Linked DNA regions of Homo sapiens: region 1 is linked to region 2. Evidence: chromatin contacts called from ENCODE Hi-C or POLR2A ChIA-PET data. All regions are on one chromosome and are shown on one strand. The core of a region is the stretch at or near the end of the contact, and the rest is flanking DNA. Distances in the headings are between cores, read along the strand shown.

Region 1 (7,153 bases), core at 4,309-6,808, 170 kb after region 2:
ATTGTTGCTGGATTTTTTGATTGTTTGTTTGTTTGTTTTAAGACAGAGTCTTGCTCTGTCACCCAGGCTGGAGTGCATTAGCACAATCTCGGCTCGCTGCAACCTTTGCCTCCTGGGTTCAAGTGATTCTCCTGCCTCAGCCTCCCGAGTAGCTGGTATTACAGGTGCCCGCCACCACGCCCAGCTAATTTTTGTATTTTTAGTAGAGATGGGGTTTCGCCATGTTGCCCAGGCTGGTCTCAAACTCTGACCTAAGGTGATCCGCCTGCCTCTGCCTCCCAAAGTGCTGGGATTACAGGTGTTGGATTGTTTTTATCTCTAAACTGACCTCACTGATAAAAATTAACAGCTGTTACTTTAAATAACTTAGATGGCTGATTTTCTTCTACAGGTCCCTTCCCATATTCGAAGCTTCCTCACATTTGTTAGCCCCAACCTTCAGAACTTTTAAAACTTGGAATCTAACCTTAAGTCAACAAAATACTTCTGCTGAAATGATTTTAGCACAGCTTACTAGGAGTGGAAACAAATACTGGGGCTAGCCTTGTGGCCATGGTCAGTTGGTTCTCTTCAGATTCTCCAGACTGATTTGCGAGAACTGTTTACATTCACTCAGGAAATCTGCCCACCTCAAGGCACAAGTAGTTGGCTCATACCTACTGTGATGTATGTTACTGTATTAATCTGTTCTCGTACTGCTAATAAAGACATACCCAAGCGTGGGTAATTTACAAATGAAAGAGGCTTAATGGACTCACAGTTCCAAATGGCTGGGGAGGCCTCACAATCAATGGCAGAAGGCAAGAAGGAGCAAAGTCACCTCTTACATGGTGGCAGGCAAGACAGCGTGTACAGAACTCCACTTTATAAAACCATCAGATCTCATGAGACTTCTTCACTATCACAAGAATAGCACGGGAAAGACTCGCCCCCATGAATGAATTACCTCCTACTGGGTCCCTCTCACGACACGTGGGGATTATTACAATTCAAGGTGAGATTTGGGTGGGAACACAGACCCAAACCATATCATTTGCACTCCCAATACAGATGACCCCACATTCCTACATGGCTTCTTTTCAACCAACAAATCAAAATTTGAGAGATGCAGCTAAAGCAGTACAACAGATTGCAGAGGAAATTATAGCATTCTATACAAACTCTTTCAGAAAATGAAAGGGGAGAGAACACTTCTCAACTTTCTTAATGAGCCCTCCATTACCCTGACACCAAAACCAAAGATACTGCAAGAAAACAACAGACCATGTCCTTCACAGACATACATATAAAAAGTCTTCAACCACATTTTAGCAAATTGAATCCATAAATACATAAAAAGTTGGGTCAACATTCAAAAATTAATCAAGGAAGTCATCCTATCAGCTGATTAGAAAAATCATATGATTTCATTTGATGGGGAAAAAAATTGCCAAAATTCAATATCCAGTCATAATAAATCCTCTTAGCAAAAGACTGAATGCTTTCCCTTTAAGTTCAAGAACACGCAAGGCTCTCGGCTGTTAGTAGTGAGATCTATTCATATTAGCCAATGTAATAAGGGAGGAGTGAGAGAGGGAAGGGGAGAGAAGGGACAGAGGTGGAAAGTGACACATGAAGGGAAGGAGGAGCAAACAATAAAAAGAGAAAAAAAGAAAAGAAAAGGCGTACAGATTAGAAAGGAATAAATGGTTTCGATCTGTGGACAACATAATTGTCTATGCAGAAAATTCCAGAGAATCTACAAAAAAAAAAAAAAAAGCTACTAGAACAAGTAAGTGAGTTTAGGAAGATCACAGGATACAAAAGGAAATATAGAAAAATCAGTCAGTTTCATATAACAGCAATGAACTGAATATTAAAAACTTTAAAACAGTATTATTTACAATTTACAATAGCACTAAAAATCATGAATACTCAAGTATAAACCTATCAAATTATGTAAAAGATTTGTATATTGAAAACCATAAAACGCTGATGAAAGACACTTTAAAATACTGAAATAGGCTGGGTGTGGTGGCTCACGACTGTAATCCCAGCACTTTGGGAAGCTGAGGCTGGCAGATCACGAGGTCAGGAGTTTGAGACCAGCCCAACCAACATGGTGAAACCCCATCTCGACTAAAAATACAAAAATTATCCGGGCGTGGTAGCACGTGCCTGTAATCCCAGCTACTCAGGAGGCTGAGGCAGGAGAATCACTTGAACCCAGGAAGTGGAGGTTGCAGTGAGCCAAGATTGCACCACTGCACTCCAGCCTGGGTGACAGAGAGAGACTCTGTCTCAAAAAAAACAAAAACAAACAAACAAAAAACTGAAATAAATGGTGAGATATATTACATTCACTGGTAACAGGACTCAATATTGTTAAGATGTCAAAATTGATCTATAGGTTCAATGCAATCCCAATCAAAATCCCAGTAGGAAGTCTGGTAGTAATTAATAGGCTGATTCCAAAATTTATATGGAGGGGCAAAGGAGCTATAAAAACTAAAACATTTGAGGAAAAAAAAAATAAAGCTGGAGGACTCACACTACCCAATTTCAAAACTTACTACAAAGCCACAGTAATTAAGACAGTATAGTCATAAAGAAGGGGCAGACACAGATGCAGAAAAGAAAATTCAGAAATAAATCCACACCCATGAATAACTGATTTTAAACAAGGTGTAAAGATAATACAGTGGATAAAGAACAGTCTTTTTAACAAATAATGCTAGAATAAGTGTATATACATACACAAAAACAAAAACAAAACTCTCCACCCATTGCTTGCACCACATAAAAAAAGTAACTAGAAATGGATCATACCTTAACTGCAATACCTAAATCTTCTACAACAAGAGTTAGCAAACTAAGGCTCATGGGCCAAATCTTTATCTGTTTTTGTAAAAACAGTTTTACTGAACACCTATTCATTTATGTATTTTATGGCTGCTTACATGCTACAACAGTGACTATGACCTGTAAAGCCTAAAATATTTTCTATTTGGCCCTTTACAGAAAAAGTTTGCTCACCTCTTTTCTAGAAGACAGATCTTTGTAACTTTGGGTTTACCAAACATTTCTTAGATTTGACACCAAAAGCACAATTCAAAAAAGAAAAAGACCCAATAAATTGAACTTCCATCAAAATTTTAAATGTCTGCTCTTCAAAAGACATTGCTAAGAAAACAAAAGAACAAGCCAGACTGGGAGAAAATAGAAAATACTTGCAAGTCATATATATATGTATATATATATGACATATATATATATGTATATATATATGACATATATATATGTCGTATATATATATGACATATATATATGTGTATATATATGACATATATATGTATATATGACATATATATGTATATATGACATATATATGTATATATATGACATATATATGTATATATATGACATATATGTGTATATATATGACATATATATGTATATATGACATATATGTATATATATGCCATATATATGTATATATATGCCATATATATGTATATATGCCATATATGTATATATGTCATATATATGTATATATATGTGACATATATATGTATATATATGACATATATATGTGTATATGACATATATATGTATATATATATGACATATATATGTATATATATGACATATATATGTTATATATATGACATATATATGTATATATATACATATATATGTATATATGACATATATATGTATATATTTGACATATATATTTGACATATATATATTTGACATATATATATATTTGACATATATATATATATATTTGACATATATATATATATATATATAATTTTTTTTTTTTTAAAGACAGGGTGTCACTCTGTCTCCCAGGCTGAAGTGCAGCAGCACAATCATGGCTCACTACAGCCACAACCGCCCAGGTAGCTGGGACAAAAGGCGTGTGCCACCACCATGCCTGGCTAATTTTTTGTATTTTTTGTACTTTTTTTTTTTTTTGTAGAGATGGGGTTTCACCATGCTGCCCAGGCTTGTCTCGAACTCCTGGGCTCAAGCAATTTGCCCACCTTGGCCTCCCAAAGTGCTGGGATTACAAGCGTGAGCCACCACACCTGGCCAAAACCATATTTTTGATAAAGGATTTGTATCAAGAATATACAAAGAATTCTCAAGATTCAGTAAGAAAACATACAATCCAGTTTTTCAAAAATGTGCCAAAGGGTTGAATAGACACTTCACTAAAGAAAATATACCTGTAGCAAAGAAGAATATGAAAAAATACACAACATCATTTGCATTGGGAGAATGAAAATGAAAAACACAATGAAATGCACCGTATACCCAAGTCAAAACAAAAAAATAGCAAAAACATCAAAACTGCAGACAATATCAAATTCTGGTGAGGATGCCAATCACCTGGAATTTTCATACATTTTTGGTGGGAATGCAAAGTGGCACCACCAGTTTGCAAACCTGTTTGGCAATTTCCTACTAAGTATATATACATATTTATCATATAACTAGCTATCCCACTCCTAGGAATGTACTCAAGAGAAACAAAATCTTTGATTCACATAAAAACTTCTAGGTGAGGCCGGGCGCAGTGGCTGACGCCTGTAATCCCAGCACTTTGCGGGACAGAGGCAGGCGGATCATGAGGTCAAGAGATCAAGACCATCCTGGCCAACATGGTGAAACCCAGTCTCTACTAAAAATGCAAAAATTAGCTGGGCGTGGTGGCATGTGCCTGTAATCCCAGCTACTAGGGAGGCTGAGGCAGGAGAATCACTTGAACCTGGGAGGCGGAGGTTGCAGTGAGCCAAGATCGGACCACTGCACTCCAGCCTGGCGACAGAGCGAGACTCTGTCTCAAAAACAAAACAAAACAAAACAAAAAAACTTCTAGGTGAATGTTAACAGCAGCTTAACCACTGTCACTAAAAACTGGAACCAACACAAATCTTCCACTAGTAAATGGATGAGTAAACTATGGATTGCCACTCAGCAATTAAAAGGACCAAGCTGCTGAATACACATGACAACATGGATGACTCAAATGATTATGCTAAGTGGAAGAAGCTGGGCTTCTGTGATTTTCTATTCTCATTCATATTCAAGTTGCTTGGGTAACTTGTAATCTTTATCGCTTGCCACACATTATTCTTGAATAAGTATTTAACGGGAGTCTCCTGACGCTTGAGATGAGCCCTCTTCCAGAGAGATCTTGCTGTGCTTCTGCCGAATTCAGATTTTGAGAATCCTTGGCCCAACCAGCTATGTATATTTGAGAAGCTAATCTTCAGGGAAGCAGATATGCACAGGCCTTCCAGGGAAATTGTATTTTCTATTTCTTTTCCTCCCTGCTCCAAGAGCACCAAGGTAGCCACAGTTCATTACAACTGCTGGGAAGAGGGCACTGGGTTCAGCTCTGACTCCTCCTTACCTTTAGCTCCTTGTTATCCGATTCCTGTTGGTAGGGTCTCCTGCAAGCACACTGTCTTGCGTGGGCTCTGTGCTTTAACATGTTTTCTTGGCTCAGCCAGGCCACAGAAACAGCAGACAAGTGTTTGTGGTATCAGCAACTGCTGTCTCAGCACAGGCAGCTTTTTGTTCCAGTATTCCATTTCCCTCCCTGGTTATAGACTTTTATCCAAAAACTGGCCTGGAAGTTCAATGTTTTTTTAGTTCTTCACTTAAAAAAAGCCATTATTTTGTTTCTTCAAGTTTTCATAACCAGCCATCACCAGAAACTGGAAGTCCAAACATGCTCTTATTATTTAAGTAATTGGTGTACATGGTATAAATTCACGTCTTACAGAAAGATGCACAATGAAAAAAAGCAGCCTCTCCATGGCCCCTCCTCCCAATTCCAGTCCCACCCACTCCAAGTAAAGCAAAAAGTGCTTTAGTTGTATTTCTAAACGTTCCTACAACAGATATCTATTATTTTGCAATGGGAAAAATTTTACTTTAAAACATCCCCGGAACTTCTAATCTTCTGATACTTATAACCTCCATATCTCCAAGTAACATCTTTCTCTGTCTCTTGGTTCACAAACTCCTATGTCCAATATCTCCCACCTAAAAATGATGCCCTTTATAATCCCCTTGAAAAAGTGGAGTATACTTACCTCCTTGCCACAATCCCAATATGTTAGTCTTATTATTTCTTAGCTTACTGAGTGCCAACTATGTGCCAGGCAGTGCTTTAGAACCCATGGATACAATAGTGATCAAAACTAACAAAGTCCTTGACTTCACAGTGCTTACATTCTGGAAGAAGAGTGACAATAAACAAACATAAGATTTGTCAGGTAAATGTTATAGAAAAATAGAACAAGGTAAAGGAAACAGGGAATGTAGGGGTGAGGGCAGATTCATGAACTTATTTTGTATTGTATAGTTAAGGAAGGGCACTCAGATAAGGCGATATCTGAGCCAACGCAACAAAGGAAGTGAAAGAGGAAGCCTGTGGATACTTGGAGGAATTGTTATAGGCAGAAGGAAGAAGTGCCAAGGCCCTGACACAGGGGCTTGCTTGCCTGGTGTATTCCAGGAATAGCTTCAGGGGAACAAGTCAGGGGTGAGCAGGAGAAGATGAGCTAGAGAGGCAGGAGTGAGTGGCATGTACATGTCTGTGTGTATGCATACATGCACACTCCGGATGGCTGAGGGTATTTTAGGTCATGGTAAAGACCTTAGCTTTGGCTCTGAGTAAGATGGGAGCCAAGGGGGATTTTCAGCAGAGTAGTACCATGATCTGACGCTGTATTTGTTAACTTATAATGACCCCTATATTCCTTGATCCATCAACTTTAGACCAAAATGTTCATCGAAACATTTTTTGTAACAGTAAAATATTGGGGGAAATTATTTGACCACAAGCATTGTCTAAAGATATTATGGTACAACTACGAAATGGAATACTATGCAAATACAAAACATGATAAATGGAATGTTAGAAATGTGGTTCTAAAATACCACATATAATGTTATCCTGTGAATATATATGCATTGAAGAGTATGGAAAGACATATGCCAACAAATAAGGAGAAAAAAGTCTCTGGGGAGATGGGAAAAGGAGAAATATGAAGGTATTTTTTCCTTTGTGCCTTGTGTTTCCAAAAGTTCCTACAACACATATCTATTATTTTGCAGTGGGGAAAATTTTACTTTAAAACATCCAAGG
Region 2 (6,772 bases), core at 3,590-6,089:
ACACAAAATATCTGATATGGGTCTCAGTCAATTTAGAAAGTTTATTTTGCCAAGGTTAAGGACACATCCATGACATAGCCTCAGGAGGTTCTGTTGACGTGTGCAAGGTGGTTGGGGCACAGCTTGGTTTTACACATTTTAGGGAGACATGAGATATCAATCAATATATGTTAAGACATATATCAGGTGGTCCAAAAAGGTGGGATGACTGGAAACAGGGAGGGGGCTTCCAGGTGATAGGTAGATAAGAGAAAAACAGTTGCATTCTTTTGAGTTTCTAATAAGCCTTTCACTGAATACACAATTTACAGGACTAATCACTTAAGCCTTAGCCTGGCTCAGTGAAACAACAGGGCAAAGGAAGCAATCAGCTATGCATTTGTCTCACGTGAGCAGAGGGATGACTTTGAGTTCTGTCTAGCTATCTTGTTTAGGAATATAATGAGAGGCAGGTTTGCGTGCAGTTTCCAGATTGACTTTTCCCTTTGGCTTAGTGACTTTGAGGTCCCAAGATTTATTTTCCTTTAACATTTACAAGGAGAAGTGAAGAAATAAGTAAATTAGAGAGCTAGAAGGATGGAAGTTTACAGTTAGAGAGAGTGGGATGTTGAAGGTAATACTGGTTGCATATTTCTTATCCAAAATGCTTGGGACCAGAAGTGTTTCAGATTTCAGATGTTTTCAGATTTTGGAATATTTGCATTATACAGGTTCAGCACCCCTAATCTGAAAACGTGAAATCCAAAATTCTCCAATGATTGTTTCCTTTGAGCATCACAATGGTGCTCAAAAGGTTTTGGATTTTAGAGCATTTCAAATTTCAGATTTTCAGATTAGGGATAATAAACCTATATCTCAGAAACGGTACATTTCTGAATAATGACAAATTGTCATTATTTGCCATGAGAATTGTCATTAATGTGGGTGGAGATGGGGATGATTGTAGGTCAAGAGACTGAAGCAATAGGGTAGGCTTGGGTGTTAGTACGGCCCTTCATGGGAATGTGTTGATGTCATCCAGGGTCACGGGAGGCTTCTGAGTGGGAAGGAAGCTGAGAGCCTATGATTACGGTCTTCACTGATGAAGGCAGACAGTAGGAGGTTGGCAGATGGTGGGCACTGACTAGACTGGAAGTGCCAAGAACTTCAGTGGAGCAAGGTTTTACCCAAGACACAGAGGTTGTGGTCTAGAGCAGCCCAGGGATGAAGGATCACCCATTGGAGAGGACTGTGGGGAAAGCAGAGTCCTGGGAGATGAACCAAGCATCAGTTGAGGCTGGAACAGTTAAAATGTATACATCAAATTCTCTCCAAGGACACTGTACCCTTGGCTGAAAATTCCCTCCTTAGTCTACTTCCCATCCCAAATTCTACCCATCCACACTGTGGCATCCTAGGTCTCTCTAGCAGCTGAACAGGCAGGCCTCTGTAACAACTGTTTCAGCGCTGACTGAGTGGTTAAGTTAAATATTAAAAGTTGAAAGAGCCAGTAACCTTATACAAAGGCTGGAATAGAACAAAAGCCCACCACAAGTTTTTGCCTAAGTCTTTCCTGTGCCTTGAACCATGACAAGAGGAGGAAGGAATTCTTAACCAGACCCATTTAGGATTAAGTAAGTTTTTATTGGCTGGGTACGGTGGCTCACACCTATAATCTCAGCACTTTGGGAGGCTGAGGCAGGCAGATCACCTGAGGTCAGGAGTTTGAGACCAGCCTCCTGGCCAACATGGTGAAACTCTGTCTCTACTAAAAGTACCAAAATGAGCCAAGCATGGTGGCGGGAGCCTGTAGTCCCAACTACTCAGGAGGCTGGGGCAGGAGAATCGCTTGAACCCAGAAAGCGGAGGTTGCAGTGACCTGGGATCACACCACTGCACTTCAGCCTGGGCAACAGAGTGAGACTCCATCTCAAAAAAAAAAAAAAAGAAAAGAAAAGTTTTTACTGGGGGTCTGAAGACACAAGTTTTATTGGAGGTCTAAATGAACTCCTCAAACCTCCGTGATTTAGCAGGAGATGTGATAAGGGTAATCACCCCAGCACTTGGACCCATCTAGATTCAATACATTTACTGAGGCTCCAGAAGAAGGTCTTCACACCTTAGTTATGGATTAGAAGAAGTTAATCACTTACGTCTTTAGATGAATGCACACTTACATGTAGACATATGGCTTAGAAGGTATATAAACCCTGGAAAGCTTTGTAATTTTGAGTTAGTCTGGTGATATATTCCAGGCCTTCTCCCTGTACCCGGTTACAAAAATAAACTTCCTTCCTTCCCAGTTCAACTGCATCTTGTTATTGGGCCGCGAGAATCAGCAGCCTGACCCTCGGCTTGGACCAGGAACAACATGGTCTGAGAGAGCTCATCCCATGTTCCAAAGGGAGATTAAATGACAAATTAAGATACCCCAATAATAAAATGCCAACAATAAGATGCCCTACAGTGTAATAGAAACAATGTACCATTATGAAATTCCCAGTAGGAAATGAAAGCTCAAAGACTAAATTCACTTGCCATTTCAAGATAAAAAGAAAATTTCAGGTCCAAACTTTTTTCCTGCCTCAATTTCATATTCTGATCAGGCTCAGCCAGAGGATGTCTCAGTATTTAGACAGAGTGGAGGTTCCTGCGGCACCATCCTGGAGAGGTGTAACATTCTTTGGGTGGAAAAGGTGAACTCTGCTCTCATATGCTATCTACTTAAAGAGTCTGGAATTAATAGGGCACCAAAGATGATCACAGCTCTGTCTCCACATCCACCAAATTTAGAAACCAAATCTGATAACTAAGTCATTTATCAGAGACTCAGTGGTACCCAAGTGAGGAAGGGCCACTGGAGACAATCTTGTTTTTTTCACCGGGGCTGGAGTGCAGTGGCGCGATCTCGGCTCACTGCAAGCCCCGCCTCCCGGGTTCACGCCATTCTCCTGCCTCAGCCTCCCGAGTAGCCCGGACTATAGGGGCCTGCCACCATGTCCAGCTAATTTTTTGTATTTTTAGTAGAGACGAGGTTTCACCGTGTTAGCCAGGATGGTCTCGATTTCCTGACTTCATGATCCACCTGCCTCGGCCTCCCAAAGTGCTGGGATTACAGGCTTTAGCTACGGCGCCCGGCCATTCCCCTCCCTTTTCTGCTAGGCTCACTGAACTATTAACGAGCAAAAAGTAAACTTCCCTTTTCTTTGAGTTATTATACATTTGGGGTCTATTTGTTAGAGCAATGCGCTTGCCCTACTATACTCTCCCTGGGCCTTGTATGATGAAATTGGTAACAGCCACAAAAACTGCATCTGGGACACAGAAGGTGGTAGAGGGGAAAATAATCTGACTGACAAAGATTCTGTTTATAGGTGACTTTTTAGGATTGTGGAGTTAGGCAAAGCTGGGATCACTCACACAGCCTGATAGGGGATTTTCCTACGTGGGTGGGCTGACCTGGTGGTCCTGGTTACACTGCCCACCAGCCTTCTGGTGTCTCTACTAGGAGTAAGGTGCCTTCTCTTTCTCCTCCAGGACCCCACACCTCCAGACCCTGCTGAGGGAGGGCCACCCATTTCTAGTCCCAGCTCCTACTCTAACTATCTGTGTGACCTTAAACAAGGCCTTTCCCCTCTCTGGCCTCAGTATCCGCCTCTGAATAATGGGGCTGGGCCTGCCGACCTTCTGGCCCTTTTCTGCTCTGTGAGTTTGTGAACTTGTGATAGGGAGACAGGAGTCCTAGGAAGGAAATGGAACTGGTGATAGGGAGACAAGAGTCCTAGGAAGGAAATGGAACTTGTGATAGGGAGACAAGAGTCCTAGGAAATGGAAGGAGAGCACGTTTCACTCTGTCCAGCAGAGGGCAGCAGCTACCCACAAATCAACAGCTGAGCAAGGCCAGGGCTGTGTGGGAGCTATGCACAGGTTCTGCCTCCAGAAGCCTTCAGTGCCTGCCTCTGAGCCAGAGGGTTCCAAGCAGAAGAGGTCCCGCCCCCGGAGAGGGACCTCAGAGAGGTCCTCCAAGCCCCTCTCAGCTCTTACTTACGGCATCCCAGATGCCCTATTCCTCTTCTGCAGAGAGAAGGTGGTTCAGCCACTAAATGGTGCTGGGACCTCGCAGTTTGGTGGGAAGGAGGAAGCTTACTCAAGCAAGGAATATGAGACAGGCAAAAACCCACGCATAAGCCAAAAGCCCCTCCAAAGCGAGGTGTTGTTCCAGGCTGACAAGTGTCCAGCAGGGTGGACTTCAGACTCCCTGTTAGGAACTGAATTGTGTCCCCCAAAAAGAGAAAGTCACCCCAGGGTATGACCTAATTCAGGAAAGGTCATTGCAGATGCATTTAATTAAATGAAGATGAGCTCATGCTGGAGTAGGGTGGACTCTGAACCCAGTGGGACAAGCGTCCTTATTAAGAAGAGGGAAATCTGGACACACACAGAGCAGAGACCGCCGTGTGAAGATGGAGGCAGAGATCGGAGAGATGCTGCCACACGCCACAAATGCCTGGGGCTCCCAGAAACTACACGGAGCCTCCCCCAGCGGCTTCAGCAGGAGCATGGCTCGGCCAACACTTTGATCTTGGTCTTCCAGCCTCCAGAACGGTGAGTCGGTGAGTTTCTGTGGTTTAGGCCCCCCAGTTGTGGTTGTTTCTTACGGCAGCCCCAAGAAACCAATACACTCCCCCGTCCACTTTCCACGGCAGAGTTTGGGCGTCACTGAATCCCACCTCCACAGCAGGTTTTGCTTGGACTGCACAGTATTTATTGATGCTGCTGTTGGTTTTAATTTCTAATGTGTGTGCCTGTAGCTGTACCACTCCTCCTGATGACTCACCTGGCTCCTGCGGGCATCTGAGATGTGGTTTCTGCTCCACACTTCCTGGGGGAGCAGAGGAACTCCTCAGCCTCCTCTCAAACTTCTCTCAGGTTGTGCTGTTCACTCCCTCCCCAGGCTTCCGGTCCACACGGACAGCTCTGACCCCGAGAAGATTCTTTGTCTTAGACAAACATCTGCCTCCCTGTAACTTCGGTTCACCGATACTTGCTCTGCACTCCAGGGCCATACAGAACCCCTCTGCTCCCTCTGCCCTTAGCCATTGGCTCCTAGGAGACACTAGCTTGTCCGGCCGTCGCTTTAAACTGTCTAGTTCCAACTCCCTCAGAACTTCCTCAGTGATGCAGTTTCCTGACGGTCATATTGCCTGGATAAGCTCCAGTATGTTCAACTCCCTCTGTGGTTCAGCAACCAGGACTAAACAGGATTCACCTGATGCACATTCTAACCAGAGTCAAGAGGGCAGAAGCATCGCCTCCTGCGTTCCAAGCTCAATATCTCAATTGTAATCCCCACATGTCAAGGGAGGGGCTTGGTGGGAGGTGATTGGATCATGGGGGTGGTTTGCCCCATGCTGTTCTCATAATAGTGAGGGGTTTCTCACGAGATCTGATGGTTTTATAAGGGGCTCTTTCCCCTTTGTGCACCCTCTCTCTTTCCTGCTTCCTTGTGAAGAAGGTACTTGCTTCTCTTTCTCCTGCCAAAGCATGACCTTATAATTGTAAGTTTCCGGAGGCCTCCCCAGCCATGCGGAACTGTGAGTCAATGAAACCTCTTTCTTTTATAAGTGACCCAGTCTTGGGTATTTCTTTATAGCAGTGTGAAAATGGACTAACACAGATATTTGGCAGGCATCCAGTAGTCTTCGATAAACACAACCACCATCTAGTGGCCAGAACAGCCTTATCGGACCCCACTGTCTGCAATGAAAAGCTGTTCCTTTCCTCATCCTTTACAGGGCCAAGCACCCAGCATCCTGGGACAGTGGCCCCGTGTGCCCAGCTTTGAGGATGAGCTCATGCCTGGTTGCTCTGGGTGGAGAGAGGGAAGAGTTGAATCAACATCCATATGTATAAATCTCCTTTTGTGCATTTAGAATCACGTCCTTAGAATAAATTGCGATCAGTGGCATTACTGAAGCAAATTGTATCAAAAATGCAAAAAAGACCCATTTTTCCAAATTGTTTTCTAACAAGGAAGTCATATTGTTTGCTTTTTGATACTGTTCTTTAGAAAACGATGCATGAGAGTTTTACATTTCATATAGTGTGTTCTATTTATTTTATACTTTGCAATTTCTGTAATTTTTAAGCACTGTTCTTCCCATACTAGAGGCTCTGCTCTAACTATTCAACTTTTGTTTGTCCTAGTTTTCCTAAAATTCCCTTTTCCACTGGTGTGTGGTGCAAGATGAGGCACATTTTCCATGGATGGTGAACAGAGGGAGGAGCCTTTTGATCACAACCAGGTCACCCCACTTCTAAGCCACTGTGCCTCCAGCCCCACAAGACTAAGGAGAGAGAGCGCAGCGTGGTGGAGAGTGAGCTGTGCTGGGACCATTGTTTCCGTAACCTCGTTTTCTGTGTCCAGCTGACACACCTTCAAAGTGGCATCAGGTCCTAAACTGTAGCTTGCAATGTGCCTGTTTCCAGAAACCAAGGTGAAAGTGCTTTTAGACAGTGTTCCCATGCAAGAGTCCCTTCCCAGCTTTTTTCTGGAAATGCATGTTTCTCTGAACTCTGAGTCCCAAGAAAAATCACTTGAGACACCAAGAAAATGGGGGAAGTGCTAAAATTGTGTGGGAATTCAAGCTTAACAATAAACATCAAGACATTTTTGATAAAAATGAATCCACTGACATCGGGGAGGAGCAAGAGAACAGCACGCTGACACTGGGTCAGAGGCTAAGACCGACATTTCTGGGAACCACTCCCGGAAGGGCACAGAGGAGACGCT

The links. Hi-C counts contacts between places; a loop is a spot of excess contacts on that map. ChIA-PET counts read pairs that join two places held with the same protein, here RNA polymerase II (POLR2A). Pooled maps may share reads with other maps.
Region 1: a pooled map shows a loop between it and region 2 (2.3-fold over the local background). The contact joins the promoter of LINC01176 here to the enhancer-like site in region 2. A Hi-C loop is called at or near these places in 1 of 168 maps with a recorded cell type or tissue (OCI-LY7), 3 of 37 single-sample maps with no recorded cell type and 10 of 50 pooled maps. POLR2A ChIA-PET finds 5 or more read pairs at or near these places in 1 of 52 experiments (B cell).

The regions. Positions count from the first base shown.
Region 1 is chr7:30,389,290-30,396,442 of GRCh38, reverse strand. It overlaps LINC01176 (long intergenic non-protein coding RNA 1176), which reads right to left and starts at 5,558. Exons shown (of 3, transcript NR_108081.1): 1 at 5,408-5,558. RefSeq lists an enhancer at 4,758-5,376.
Region 2 is chr7:30,561,543-30,568,314 of GRCh38, reverse strand. It overlaps GARS1-DT (GARS1 divergent transcript), which reads left to right. Exons shown (of 7, transcript NR_038889.1): 4 at 4,317-4,584; 5 at 6,187-6,772. Among named protein-coding and RNA genes, the nearest start is that of GARS1-DT, 13 kb to the left of the region's middle. RefSeq lists an enhancer at 3,687-3,736. Within about 2 kb of position 4,839, at least 7 of the 41 ENCODE cell types and tissues checked have a DNase peak (open chromatin) inside an H3K27ac peak, as active enhancers do.